4 separate regions of the Homo sapiens genome follow, and regions 1, 3 and 4 are each linked to region 2. A link is a contact called in ENCODE Hi-C or POLR2A ChIA-PET data. All regions are on one chromosome and are shown on one strand. Each heading gives the region's core, a stretch centred on a gene start or an enhancer-like site at or near the end of the contact. The rest is flanking DNA. Distances are from core to core; before and after follow the strand shown. Region 1 overlaps MAP2K2 (mitogen-activated protein kinase kinase 2). Region 2 holds the start of UBXN6 (UBX domain protein 6). Region 3 holds the start of TICAM1 (TIR domain containing adaptor molecule 1). Region 4 holds the start of SIRT6 (sirtuin 6).

Region 1 (2,700 bases), core at 91-2,590, 370 kb before region 2:
CAGGAGTTGAGAGATCTAGAAACCGCCAGGGTGGACGCACTCTTGCCACATCTACAAAGTAGTTTCTAGAAGTCTGACCCTGAAGCGAGGCAGGGAAGATAGGCAAGACCACGGCTTCTCTCCCGTCCTTCCCTCTGGGGTGCCGTGGGGCTCCAATGAAGCTGCAGGATGGCTGCGCACACCGCAGGGATCCTGGCGCGGGGTCCATCCCCACCTAGCCCAGACTGCCCCTGCTCCCCTGGGACTCCGTGTCCTTTCATTCCTTGCCAATGGCAGGGGGTGGCCGGGACCCTGGGGTTTCCAGGACCGGCCGAGGTCCCGCCGGTTTGGAGCACAGGCAGCCAACACATTCCCCCCGGCCCTCCCGGCAATCCTGAGGGTCCTGGTTACCCACAGGGCGGCACCTTCAACACTTTTTTTTTTCTCCTATTTTTTATTTTTTGGGGCCACACTCCGTCGCCCAGGCTGGAGTGTGATGGTGAGATCTTGGCTCACTGCAACCTCCACCTCCCCAGGCTCAGGTGATTCTCCTGCCTCAGCCTCCTGAGTAGCTGGGACTACAGTTGTGCACTACCATGCCCGGCCAATTTTTTTTTTTTTTTTTTTTTTTTTTTGTAGAGATAGGGTTTTACTATGTTGCTCGGGCTGGTCTTGAACTCCTGGGCTCAAGTGATCTTCTTGCCTCGGACTCCCGAAGTGTTTAGATTACAGGTGTAAGCCACCAAGCCTGGCTTTTTTTTTTTTTTTTTTAAGTCATGTGAGACTTTAGGGCAAAACATAAAGGAGAGCAGCCTGGGGAGCTGTTTGCAGGAGGTGTCAACTCATCTCTTCTTTGGTGTCTGCAGAAAAAAAAAAAAAAAAAAAGCCACACAAGACTAGAAGGGTCACCCTAAGAAGAAAAGGACAATCCAGCAGTTCCCACAGAACCACAAGCCCCCACCTTCTGCTTTGTTTCCTCCAGAAACACAGTTGCCAGCCACCCTTCCCCTACAATTCGCCCGCAGATAATATCAGCTTGCTGGTAGTCTCCAGGAAGTACTGAAGGGGGAGGCTCACAGCCTCAAGAGCTTTAGAGAGCTCAGAGGGACCCTAGAACAGCCCAGCTGCCCACCACACCTAGCCCAGAGGTGGCCTCCTCTATCCGAGCACACAGTCCCGAAGGTAGAAAGGCTGGGCTTTGGATCTCGGACAACCGGAGAAGCAGGCGATGGGCCTCCGGGAACCCCGAAGACCCCAGGACAAGCCCTCACCGTTTCATCTGCAGCCCACTGCGGCGGAACAGTTCAAAGGCCCGAAAGTGTCACATGCCCTGGTGGTCACTTCTGATTTGTTGGGCGAGGAGAGGTGACAGAACCACCCGCCCTGGGCTGGGCCTGCTGCGGACGCAGGGGGAGTGCAGGGCGTGTCTCGGGACCTGCTGGGGTTTCCAACCAAACCGACAGCTTGGAAAGCCAGCGCTTCCTTTCTGTGGGGCTGAGTCTCAGCTCAGCTGCCACTGCTGGGAGCCCCCACTCCCTGAAGCGGGGGGACAGGGAGAGGATGGTGCCACGCTGGGGAAGAGGCAGGGGCGGCCTTCCCGCGGAGGCTACGTGACAGGAGCAGTGTAGAGGAAGTGGTTTCCATCACGGAAGGCCGAAGCTCTGCCTTCCACAGGGGCAGAGATGGTGGCGGGGAGGACACAGAGGGAAACCAGGTGGCATTTCCCTTCTTTTTTTTCAGTAGCCTTGCTCTGTCACCCATGCCGGAGCGCACTGGCACCATCGAGGTTCACTGCAGCCTCAATCCCCTGGGTTCAAGCGATCCTCCCGCCTTAGGCTCCCAAAGCACTGGAATGACAGGCATGAGCCGCCGCCCCCAGCCTCACTCTCCTTCCTTTTGGTGAGAGCCGCCATCGCCTGGGGGCTCACTGCAGGTCTTCATCCCTTGACCCAAAGGGAGAGGCGAGCTCTCCCTAAGGGAGGGCCCTGCGCCCTCCAGCCTCGGCGCCCGGCGATGCGGGTCAGCTCAGGGATGTCCTCTCCGTGCTGGGCTGAAGCAAAGCCCAGCACCCAACGCCGAACGGAAGAAAGAAGCAGGATGGCGCGGTTTGCTTTTTCTCTCCCTGTTTTGTTTTGTAACCTAAGGAAGCAGAGCCTCTGAGACCACACACAGCAGCGTCGCCCGTCCCCAGAGGCACCCCGGCCAGGACGGGCAGGAGAGGAGACCCCCGTTCCTGCATGCGCTGTCGCCCCGCCACGGTGCTCTCCGCAGGGGTGAGGCAGGAGGGTGGGTGGAGGCGCCAGCCTGTCCTCAGCTGGAAGGGCGGGGCATGGACAGGGACGGTGGGCAGGTCACCAGCGGGACGCAGGGAGCCCGGCCACTGTCACACGGCGGTGCGCGTGGGTGTGCCGGGCTGGTTCAGCCGCAGGGTTTTACACAACCAGCCGGCAAAATCCACTTCTTCCACCTCGGACCGCTTGATGAAGGTGTGGTTCTGCAAGGAAAGGGGAGCCGTGAGCACCCGGGCCTGGAGTCACAGTAGGACGGGGAGGGCCAGCGTCTGCCCAGCCCTGGCAGATGGTACGGGACAGAAAGCAAAAAACAGAGGAGACCCTCCCTTCCCCACAGGAAGACGCACTCGGGGTAGGAGAGGGAAAGAAACCCAGAAAGGGGCAGCGGCGTGTGCCAGGCCTGGGAGGGGTCTCAGGATGCTGCACTCCA
Region 2 (2,700 bases), core at 176-2,675:
CCCCACTGCCCCGTGATTCCTGACCCCCACTTCCTGCCACCTCCCTGCCTCTCCCAGCCCCCACTCCCTCACAATCCCTTCCACTATTGCTTACAGACCCGTGTCCTGGCTGCCTGGCTGACTTCCTCAGTCCCTCTCCATCAGTCCCCACCACCCTCTGGCCAGCCAGCTCCCTGCAGCGGCCCCAGCTCTCCAGTTTCCCTTTTCTCAACCCAACAGCCCTCAGCCTTGCACCTTCCCTAGCTCCACTTCTTCCCCGGCCCTCCCAGCTGGCTCAGCCCTGCTCAGGCCCTTCTCTCCAAGTCCTCCCTAGACAATCCGGAAGCCTGCCCGGCATCTATCTCCTTTCCCCTCCTCTCCCACTTCCATAATCCACTTGGCACAGTGACGTGGCAGAGAAGCCTCGCAGAGAAGCTCTTTCTCCCAGCCTGCTAAGACGCGTCTGTCTCACCCGTCTTCTCCTCTCAGGCCCCTCCCGGGTAAGAGTCCATCTGTCAGAATCCCTCACCTCCACTCTCCTCACACACCTTCCTCAGCCCCTCCCTCTCAATTCGCCAGGACATCCCAGGTCACTGACGACGCTGCCCACCCCGGCCTCCCTGGCCTTCCAGACTCTTTCTAGTCTCCCATCAGCCTCCCACGTGCTCCAGATACCAAATCCAGAACCCCTCTTCCCATGGATACCTCAAAACAACTCTTCACCACCCCACCCCACAGCTGTGCGTCCTCCTCCAAGCTCAGCTCCCATCCATGGTCACCTAGATTGCCCCAAATCATCCCGGCCTCTTCGGCCAGCCGGGTCCCCAGACAGAGCTCTCCCTCACCACCCGGCTCAGGACTCATGATCCCGTTTTTCCCCAAAGGTCGTTCCACTGACCCCCAACTGCCTACAGCCCCGTCGCCCTAATCCCCCGCCACTGCATCGGACCCTCCTGCGGCCCCGCCCCCGAGACCTCCCCTCCCGCCCCGCCCCCTGCGCTAGTTCCCCTCCCCTCGCCTCCCCCGCCGCGCCCCCGGGTCATACCCGCCCCCTCCTGCCCCGCCCCCAGATCTCTCTCCCCTCCCCCTGACGCCCACCCTCGGCCCGACTTCGTCCGCCCCCGGCGCCTCTCCCCCTCCCCTGACCCTCGCGTGCCGCTCCCAGCCCCTCATCCTCTCCGATCTCCCGAGCCGCCCAAGGCCCCAGATCTCTCTCCCCGGCCGTCCCCGCCCCGCAGGGCCTCAAGCCCCTGCGTTCCTCACGCACCCCACGGACTCTTTGAGCTTCTGACCGGGTCCCGCGCTCTTGAACTTGATGTCGGCCTTGAACTCCTGAAAGAATTTCTTCATGGTGGCGGCTGGCCCGGCGGCGGGGGGCCGCGGGGGCGGGGGGGCACGGGGCCCAGTCGGGGACGGGGCCGCCGGAGACCAGCCACCGGAAGAAAATTAAAAAAAAAAAAAAAAAAAAAAAAAAAATTTACCTCGCCGCCGGAAGTCCCGCCTTCCCCTGGCCTGCCACGTGACAATCGACTAGACGTGCCTCTCTAGCGCTCGGTGCCTTGCTGGCCCAGGGCGGCCGCTCTGTACGCTGGAGCCGCGTCTCTGTGGTTCTTCCGGACTCCGTTGCCAGGGCGACGAGTGCACCTCTCGATTGGAGACAGGGCATTCCGTGGCGCTCCCCAAACGGTGACAAACGGTGATAGGACAGGGACAGGCCAACTGAACCTCGCAGAGAAAGCACTGGGCCCTATCCCTTTCGCTGCTCAACCTAAACTAGGCGCGGTGGCTCACGCCTGCAATCACAGCACTTTGGAGGCTCAAGCGGAAGGATTGCTTGATCCCAGAAGTTGGAGACCAGCCTGGCAACATGGCAAAACCTCGTCTCTATAAAAAAAAAAAAAATAAAATAAAATAAATTAGCCGAGGGTGGTGGCGCGCGCCTCTCAGCTACTTGGGAGGCAGAGGCGGGAGGATCGCTTGAACCCAAGAGGTCGAGGCTGCAGTGAGCTGTGATCAAGCCACTGCATTCCAGCCTGGGCGACAGAGAGAGACCCTGTCTCAAGCAAAACAAAAAAAATTCCAACCTTCTCTGTCTCCCCAGAGCTTACGTGATAAAATCCCAATTCAATGTTGGGTATTGGAGGCCCCCACGATCTGGCCTGTTTTGGTGCCTGAAGCACCCCCCCGCCACCATCACCACGTACCCTAGGTAGGAGCTGTTTAAGAGGATGCACCTGGGCCGGGCGCGGTGGCTCATGCCTGTAATCCCAGCACTTTGGGAGGCCGAAGCGGGCGGATCACAAGGTCAGGAGATCGAGACCATCCTGGCTAACACGGTGATACCCCGTCTCTACTAAAAATACAAAAAATTAGCCGGGCATGGTGGCAGGCGTCTGTACTCACAGCTACTCGGGAGGCTGAGGCAGGAGAATGGCGTGAACCCGCGAGGCGGAGCTTGCAGTGAGCCGAGATCTCACCACTGCACTCCAGCCTGGGCGACAGAGCGAGACTCCGTCTCAAAAAAAAAAAAAAAAAAAAAAAAAGAGGATGCACCCAATGCACCCAATTGGGACCTGGGGATTGGGGATCCACTTTGGTGGACACCAGTTAATAGTGGCGTACTTTGGTCTGTGCAATCCACAAAGAAGATACACAAAGTGACAGTTAAAACAAGCCTCAAAAAATGGGAGTTGGGGGTCAGACGTGGTGGCTCATGCCTCT
Region 3 (2,700 bases), core at 45-2,544, 370 kb after region 2:
TATGCTGCCCAGGCTTGTCTTGAACTCCTGGGCTCAAGTGATCCTCCCACCTTGTCCTTTTTAAATGTTTTAACCACCTCTCCCACTCTCCTTCCCACACTCTCATGCAGCCTTTCATGCATCGAATATGCATTTATTGAGCACCTACTAGGTCCAGGAACTGTTCAAAGTGCCACTGCATATCAAGGCAGGCACATCTACCCTCACAGAGCTCCCAGTCTGGTTCAGGGAGACCAACAGTAAGCGAGAAAATAACCCAAGATCATTTCAGAGAATGAAAAGTAACGTGAAAGCCATGAGCCGGGGGCTGTGTGGCTCTGAGAGACTGGCTGGGAAGGGGCTACAGGGGACCACGGTGGTCAAGGGAGGCCTTTGGGGACAGGAGGTAACATTGAGCTGAGACCTAAAGGAGCTGAGGGAGGAGGCTGGGTGGAGATCAGGGAGGAAAGCTTCTGGAAGGTGAAGCCACCTGCCCAAAGGCCCTGGGGCAGGACTGCGCCTGGTGAGCTGGAGGAACAGTAAGGAAGCCCATGTGGCTGGATAACCGTTAGGAGGGGGAGAAAGGAAGAAGGTGTGTGGTGGTACAGGGTGTGAGGTTGGGATCCTGGGTGTCAGGGAAGAGTTTGGGGTGTCAGGGAGGAATTTGGGGTGTCTGGGAGGAATCTGGGGTATTCGGGAGGGATCCTGGGTGTTGGGGAAGAATCCAGGGTGTCAGAGAGGGGTCCTGGGTGTCACGGAGGAATTTGGGGTATCAGGGAGGGACCTTGGGTGTCAGGGAGAAATTCAGGGCGTTGAGAGAAATATGGGGTGTGAGGTAGGAAGCTTGGGTGTCAGGAATTTGGGGTGAGAAGGAATATGGGGTTTCAGGTAGGAATCCTGGGTGTTGGGGAGGAATCTGGGGTGTCCGGGAGGAATCTGGGGTTTGGGGGAGGGGTCAGGCTGTCGGGGAGGAAGCCAGGGTGCTGGGGAGGATCCCGACAGTGGGGGAGGATCTGGGCCACCAGCGCGGGGAGCTGGAGGTTGAGGGGAACGTCAACCTCCCAACGCGCGGCGCCAGGCCCCCTCCTCCGCACCGGGGCCCTAAGAGGGAGGCCAGGTGGCCTGGAGCCCTGGCGAGCGGCACGGGCTCAGGGCCACCCCCCACACCCCCGACACCTTCTCCACCTCAGGCCCGTCCTCGCCCCTTCCCCACCTACCAGGGATCCGGGGCTGCCGGCTGCGCCACTGGGTCCTGGGGTCCTGGGGGCTGGGGCTTCTGCGGAGTTGCCCGCGGACCGTAGCGCGCTGAGGGCGCTGGCTCCACCCCGCGGCCCGCGCCCTGGGAAGGAAGCGCGCCGCCCCTTCCGCGTCCCGGGTGGGTGTGGGACGTGAGGTCACGGTTTCGGAGTCCTGCCCCGCAGCACCGGGAAAGTCCCCGGGTCGCCCCGCACCCATGCGCTCTCTTCCCAACCCTTGCGGTCACGTTCAGCAAGTGTGAGCACCTACTGTCTGCAGGGGGCCAGAAGAACTCGCATCTGCTCTCGGGGAGCCCACAGTCATCTGGGCGGGGGTCCCAGATGAGAAAGTAATCACAATTGTAAAGTGGGATCATCTCCGTTAGTGATAGGTGCTTTCCAGGAAATAAATGTAGCAGCTGTTTTTATTTTATTTCTCTTATTTTATTTGTTTGTTTGTTTATTTATTTTTTTATTTATTTTCCGAGACGGAGTTTCGCTCTTGTTGCCCAGGCTGGAGTGCAATGGCGCAATCTCAGCTCACTGCAACCTCCGCCTCCCGGGTCCAAGCAATTCTACTGCCTCAGCTTCCTGAGTAACTGGGATTACAGGCATGTGCCACCACACCTGGCTAATTTTGTATTTTTAGTAGAGATGGAGTTTCTCCACCTTGGTCAGCGTGGTCTCGAACTCCCAACTTCAGGTGATCCACCTGCCTTGGCCTCCCAAAGTGCTGGGATTACAGGTGTGAGCCACCGTGTCCGGCCTCCCTTTTTTTTTTTTTTTTTTTTAGTTGGAGTCTTACTCTGTGGCCTAGGCTGGAGTGCGGTAGTGCGACCTCGGCTCACTGCAACCTCCACCTCATGGGTTCAAGCGATTCTCCTGCCTCAGCCTCCTGAGTAGCTGGGATTACAGGCACGTGCCACCACACCTGGCTAATTTTTGTATTTTTAGTTGAGATGGGGTTTCACCATGTTGGCCAGGCTGGTCTCGAACTCTTGACCTCAGGTGATCTGCCCGCCTCGGCCTCCCAAAGTGCTGGGATTACAGGCGTGAGCCGCTGCGCCCGGCCTAATTTTATGATTATAATAATTATTATTATTTGAAACGGGGTCTCCCTATATTACCCAGGCTGCTTTCAAACTTCCAGGCTCAAGCAATCCTCCCGCCTCGGCCTCTCAAAGTGCTAGGATTACAGGTGTGAGCCACCGCACCTGGCCTATATTATTTTTATCACCACATTAAATAAGATCTAATAATCACAGTGATTTTGCCGTGGTGACAAGTGTCAGATGTGTTTCTGGTTGCAATGCAATCTGAAAGTATCTGTGGTTTTTATTAGGGACAAACGGACAAAGTCCCAGGTCCTGTGGTTGTCTTCATTAATAATTGAGGGAATGGTAATTATCAGTTAGAGTCAGTGAAAATAAAGATGTGAAATTTTTTTCCTCCATCAGAATTCACAGACACCCTGAACACCCCTAAG
Region 4 (2,700 bases), core at 1-2,500, 280 kb before region 2:
GGCTTAGATGTCACTTCAGTGACAGTGATGCCTCCCTTGGCCAACTGGTTTCCATGCAACCCCTAGTCAGTCTCCCTTACTAGAAGGAGGGGTTTTTAATCTGTGTTGCTCCTGGCTGTGGCCTTAGTACCTAGAAAGTGCCTGAGCTACAGTAAGTGCTCTATAAATGTTGGTGGAATAAAGTGACTAACAGGCCGGGTATGGTGGCTCACGCCTATAATCCCAGCACTTTGGGAAGCCAAGGTGGGTGGATCACTTGAGATCAAGAGTTCAAGAGCAGACTGGCCAACATGGTGAAACCCCGCCTCTACTAAAAATACAAAAATTAGCCAGGCGTGGTGGCAGGTGCCTGTAGTCTCATCTACTCTACTCAGGAGGCTGAGGCAGGAGAATCGCTTGAACCTAGGAGGCGGAGGTTGCAGTGAGCCGAGATCGCGCCACTGCACTCCAGCCTGGGCGACAGAGAAACTCCATCTCAAAAATATAATAATAATAATAATAAAGTGACTAACAGCAGCAGTGAAGAGTGGGGCTTCTGGACGGGCGCACACCATCAGCGCTCATTAAATGCATGAGTCAGAATGCATGGGCCAGCCTTATGGAATGGGGCCATCTTCACCTCGTTTGCAGAAAGTTTGGAGATGGAGACCCAAAAGGGAAGTGACTTCCCCAAAGTCCCACAGTGCGTGGAGGGGGCAGCCGATCCCTCCACTTCCCCTCTGAGTGGCTGGAGGGATCTTTCTGGCACATTCTGTCCAGTCCCCTCGCCAGGGCAAAACCCTTCCCCATCACCCTCAGGATAAAGTGCCAACTCCCCAGCCTGGCATTTGAGCCCCGTCCTGGCCCGGCTCTGGAAACCTCCCAGGCCTAATCGTTCTCCAGGTGTGTTTATTCCCACCTCCCTTTGCGCCTGTCGTCCCCTCTTCCTGGAACTACATCCCCTCTCTCCCCGATCAGCCCCGACAGGGTGACCACAGAGTTGGGCGTGTTGGCGTCCCCCGGCGCGCAGGGGCGTCACTTCCCGCCCCTTCCTCACTGGGAAGTCCCTCCCATTGTCTAGCCTCAGTGCCCCCTGATATTCCCACAATGCCCCCCTGCCATCCGGCCGCTCCCAGCCCGCGGCCCTGGGGCGCGATGCTCGGGACCCTCAGACGCGCTCACCTCCGGGAGGCCGCACTTGCCCTTGTCCGCGTACGGCGACAGCCCCGCCGCGTAATTCACCGACATCCTCGACTGCCCCACGGGAACAATAAAGTTTCCCTTGTTGAGGCCGCTTCCGCCGGAAGCGGGGCGGGGCGGGGAAGAAGGAGGAACCGCGTTCCAGTCCTGCGCACCCGGCCTCCCACGGCAAGGCGCATGCGCCTCTTGCTGACGCCGCAGGCGACATGTTATCTGCTGTCAGAAGGAAGCCTGCCTCTTTGCATGCAGGTGTTTGCGGGGCTTGGGAAGGGGCTCCCCGATGACCCGGGCGGGAAATTGGGGCGGCCGCCTACGTGAGAGTTCTCCAGTCACCTCTAAAATGCGGGACACAGGCTATCCATGTCCCCACAACCCCTTTTACGGATTAGTAAATTCCGTAAGGACAGAGCCGGACAGCAGGGACCCCAGCCTAAGGGTTTTGAATGCCACGCAGAGTTACCTGAATATCTCATTTGTGTGTGTGTGTGTGTGTGTGTGTGTGTGTGTGACGGAGCCTCGCTCTGTTGCCCAGGCTGGAGTGCAGTGGCGCAATCTCGGTTCACTGCAACCTCCGCCTCTTGGGTTCAAGCGATTCTCCTGCCTCAGCCTCCCTAGTAGCTGGGATTACAGGCGCCCGCCACCACACCCAGCAAATTTTTGTATTTTTTAGTAGAGACGGGGTTTCTCCATGTTGGTCAGGCTGGTCCCGAACTCCTGACCTCAGGTGATCTGACCGCCTCGGCCTCCCAAAGTGCTGGGATTACAGGCGTGAGCCACTGCGTCCGGCCAAGTTATCTGAGTATCATCCAACTGGAGGTTCTGCATTCTGCAGGACAGGTCCTGCTCAAGGTCAATGGGGCTGGTGGCCTGGAGGACTCATTTAAGAATCATGTGTTGAGTACCTACTTTGTACTGGGCACACTGGAGAGCAAAGGTGGTACCATCTATGCCCTGGTGGCTGCGGGTGGACACAAACATGTGACCAGGTAATGGTGACATGGTGTGGTTGGGGTGCAATGGGTGATGCAGAGGGCACAGGGCAGTGAGGGGGCTCACAGGAGGCACCTGACCCAGGCTGGGGGCATCCGGGAGGGCTTCCTGGAGGAGGGGATGTTGCAGCAAAGATCTAAAAAGTGAGTGAGCCGGGCGCAGTGGCTCACACCTGTAATCCCAGCACTTTGGGAGGCCAAGGCAGGTGGATCACCTGAGATTGGGAGTTCGAGACCACCCTGACCAACATGGAGAAACCCCGTCTCTACTAAAAATACAAAATTAGCTGGGTGTGGTGGCCTGTAATCGCAGCTGCTCGGGAGGCTGAGGCAGGAGAATTGCTTGAACCCAGGAGGCGGAGATTGCGGTGAGCCGGAGATCGCGCCATTGCACTCCAGCCTGGGCAACAAGCATGAAACTCCGTCTCAAAAATAAATAAATAAATAAATAAAGAGTGCATGAGTCAGGTAGAGCCGGTTGGGGTGACATGAAGTACAGAAAGAATGTTCCTGGTGGGGGGAACAGCAAGTG

Evidence for each region. A loop is a pair of places that touch in the nucleus more often than their neighbours do. ChIA-PET counts read pairs that join two places held with the same protein, here RNA polymerase II (POLR2A). Pooled maps may share reads with other maps.
Region 1: POLR2A ChIA-PET joins it to region 2 with 12 read pairs in activated naive CD4-positive, alpha-beta T cell. The contact joins the enhancer-like site here to the promoter of UBXN6 in region 2. POLR2A ChIA-PET finds 5 or more read pairs at or near these places in 3 of 52 experiments (CD8-positive, alpha-beta memory T cell and activated naive CD4-positive, alpha-beta T cell).
Region 3: a loop to region 2 is called in a pooled map, with 2.8 times the contacts of the local background. The contact joins the promoter of TICAM1 here to the promoter of UBXN6 in region 2. A Hi-C loop is called at or near these places in 1 of 50 pooled maps. POLR2A ChIA-PET finds 5 or more read pairs at or near these places in 2 of 52 experiments (CD4-positive, alpha-beta T cell and activated CD4-positive, alpha-beta memory T cell).
Region 4: a loop to region 2 is called in a map of CD4-positive, alpha-beta T cell, with 4 times the contacts of the local background. The contact joins the promoter of SIRT6 here to the promoter of UBXN6 in region 2. A Hi-C loop is called at or near these places in 1 of 168 maps with a recorded cell type or tissue (CD4-positive, alpha-beta T cell), 2 of 37 single-sample maps with no recorded cell type and 11 of 50 pooled maps. POLR2A ChIA-PET finds 5 or more read pairs at or near these places in 1 of 52 experiments (naive thymus-derived CD8-positive, alpha-beta T cell).

The regions. Positions count from the first base shown.
Region 1 is chr19:4,088,236-4,090,935 of GRCh38, forward strand. It overlaps MAP2K2 (mitogen-activated protein kinase kinase 2), which reads right to left. Exons shown (of 11, transcript NM_030662.4): 11 at 2,086-2,473. The coding sequence ends at 2,363. Among named protein-coding and RNA genes, the nearest start is that of ZBTB7A, 23 kb to the left of the region's middle. RefSeq lists enhancers at 1,051-1,220, 1,499-2,275, 1,631-1,710. Within about 2 kb of position 1,341, at least 17 of the 41 ENCODE cell types and tissues checked have a DNase peak (open chromatin) inside an H3K27ac peak, as active enhancers do.
Region 2 is chr19:4,456,369-4,459,068 of GRCh38, forward strand. UBXN6 (UBX domain protein 6) reads right to left here and starts at 1,426. Exons shown (of 11, transcript NM_025241.3): 1 at 1,247-1,426. The coding sequence starts at 1,329. RefSeq lists silencers at 1,228-1,297, 1,328-1,377 and an enhancer at 1,488-1,687.
Region 3 is chr19:4,830,418-4,833,117 of GRCh38, forward strand. TICAM1 (TIR domain containing adaptor molecule 1) reads right to left here and starts at 1,295. Exons shown (of 2, transcript NM_182919.4): 1 at 1,197-1,295. RefSeq lists silencers at 1,012-1,131, 1,142-1,431.
Region 4 is chr19:4,181,313-4,184,012 of GRCh38, forward strand. It overlaps SIRT6 (sirtuin 6), which reads right to left and starts at 1,251. Exons shown (of 8, transcript NM_016539.4): 1 at 1,162-1,251. The coding sequence starts at 1,227. It overlaps ANKRD24 (ankyrin repeat domain 24), which reads left to right and starts at 1,377. Exons shown (of 22, transcript NM_001393985.1): 1 at 1,377-1,428. RefSeq lists enhancers at 1,225-1,314, 1,385-1,434.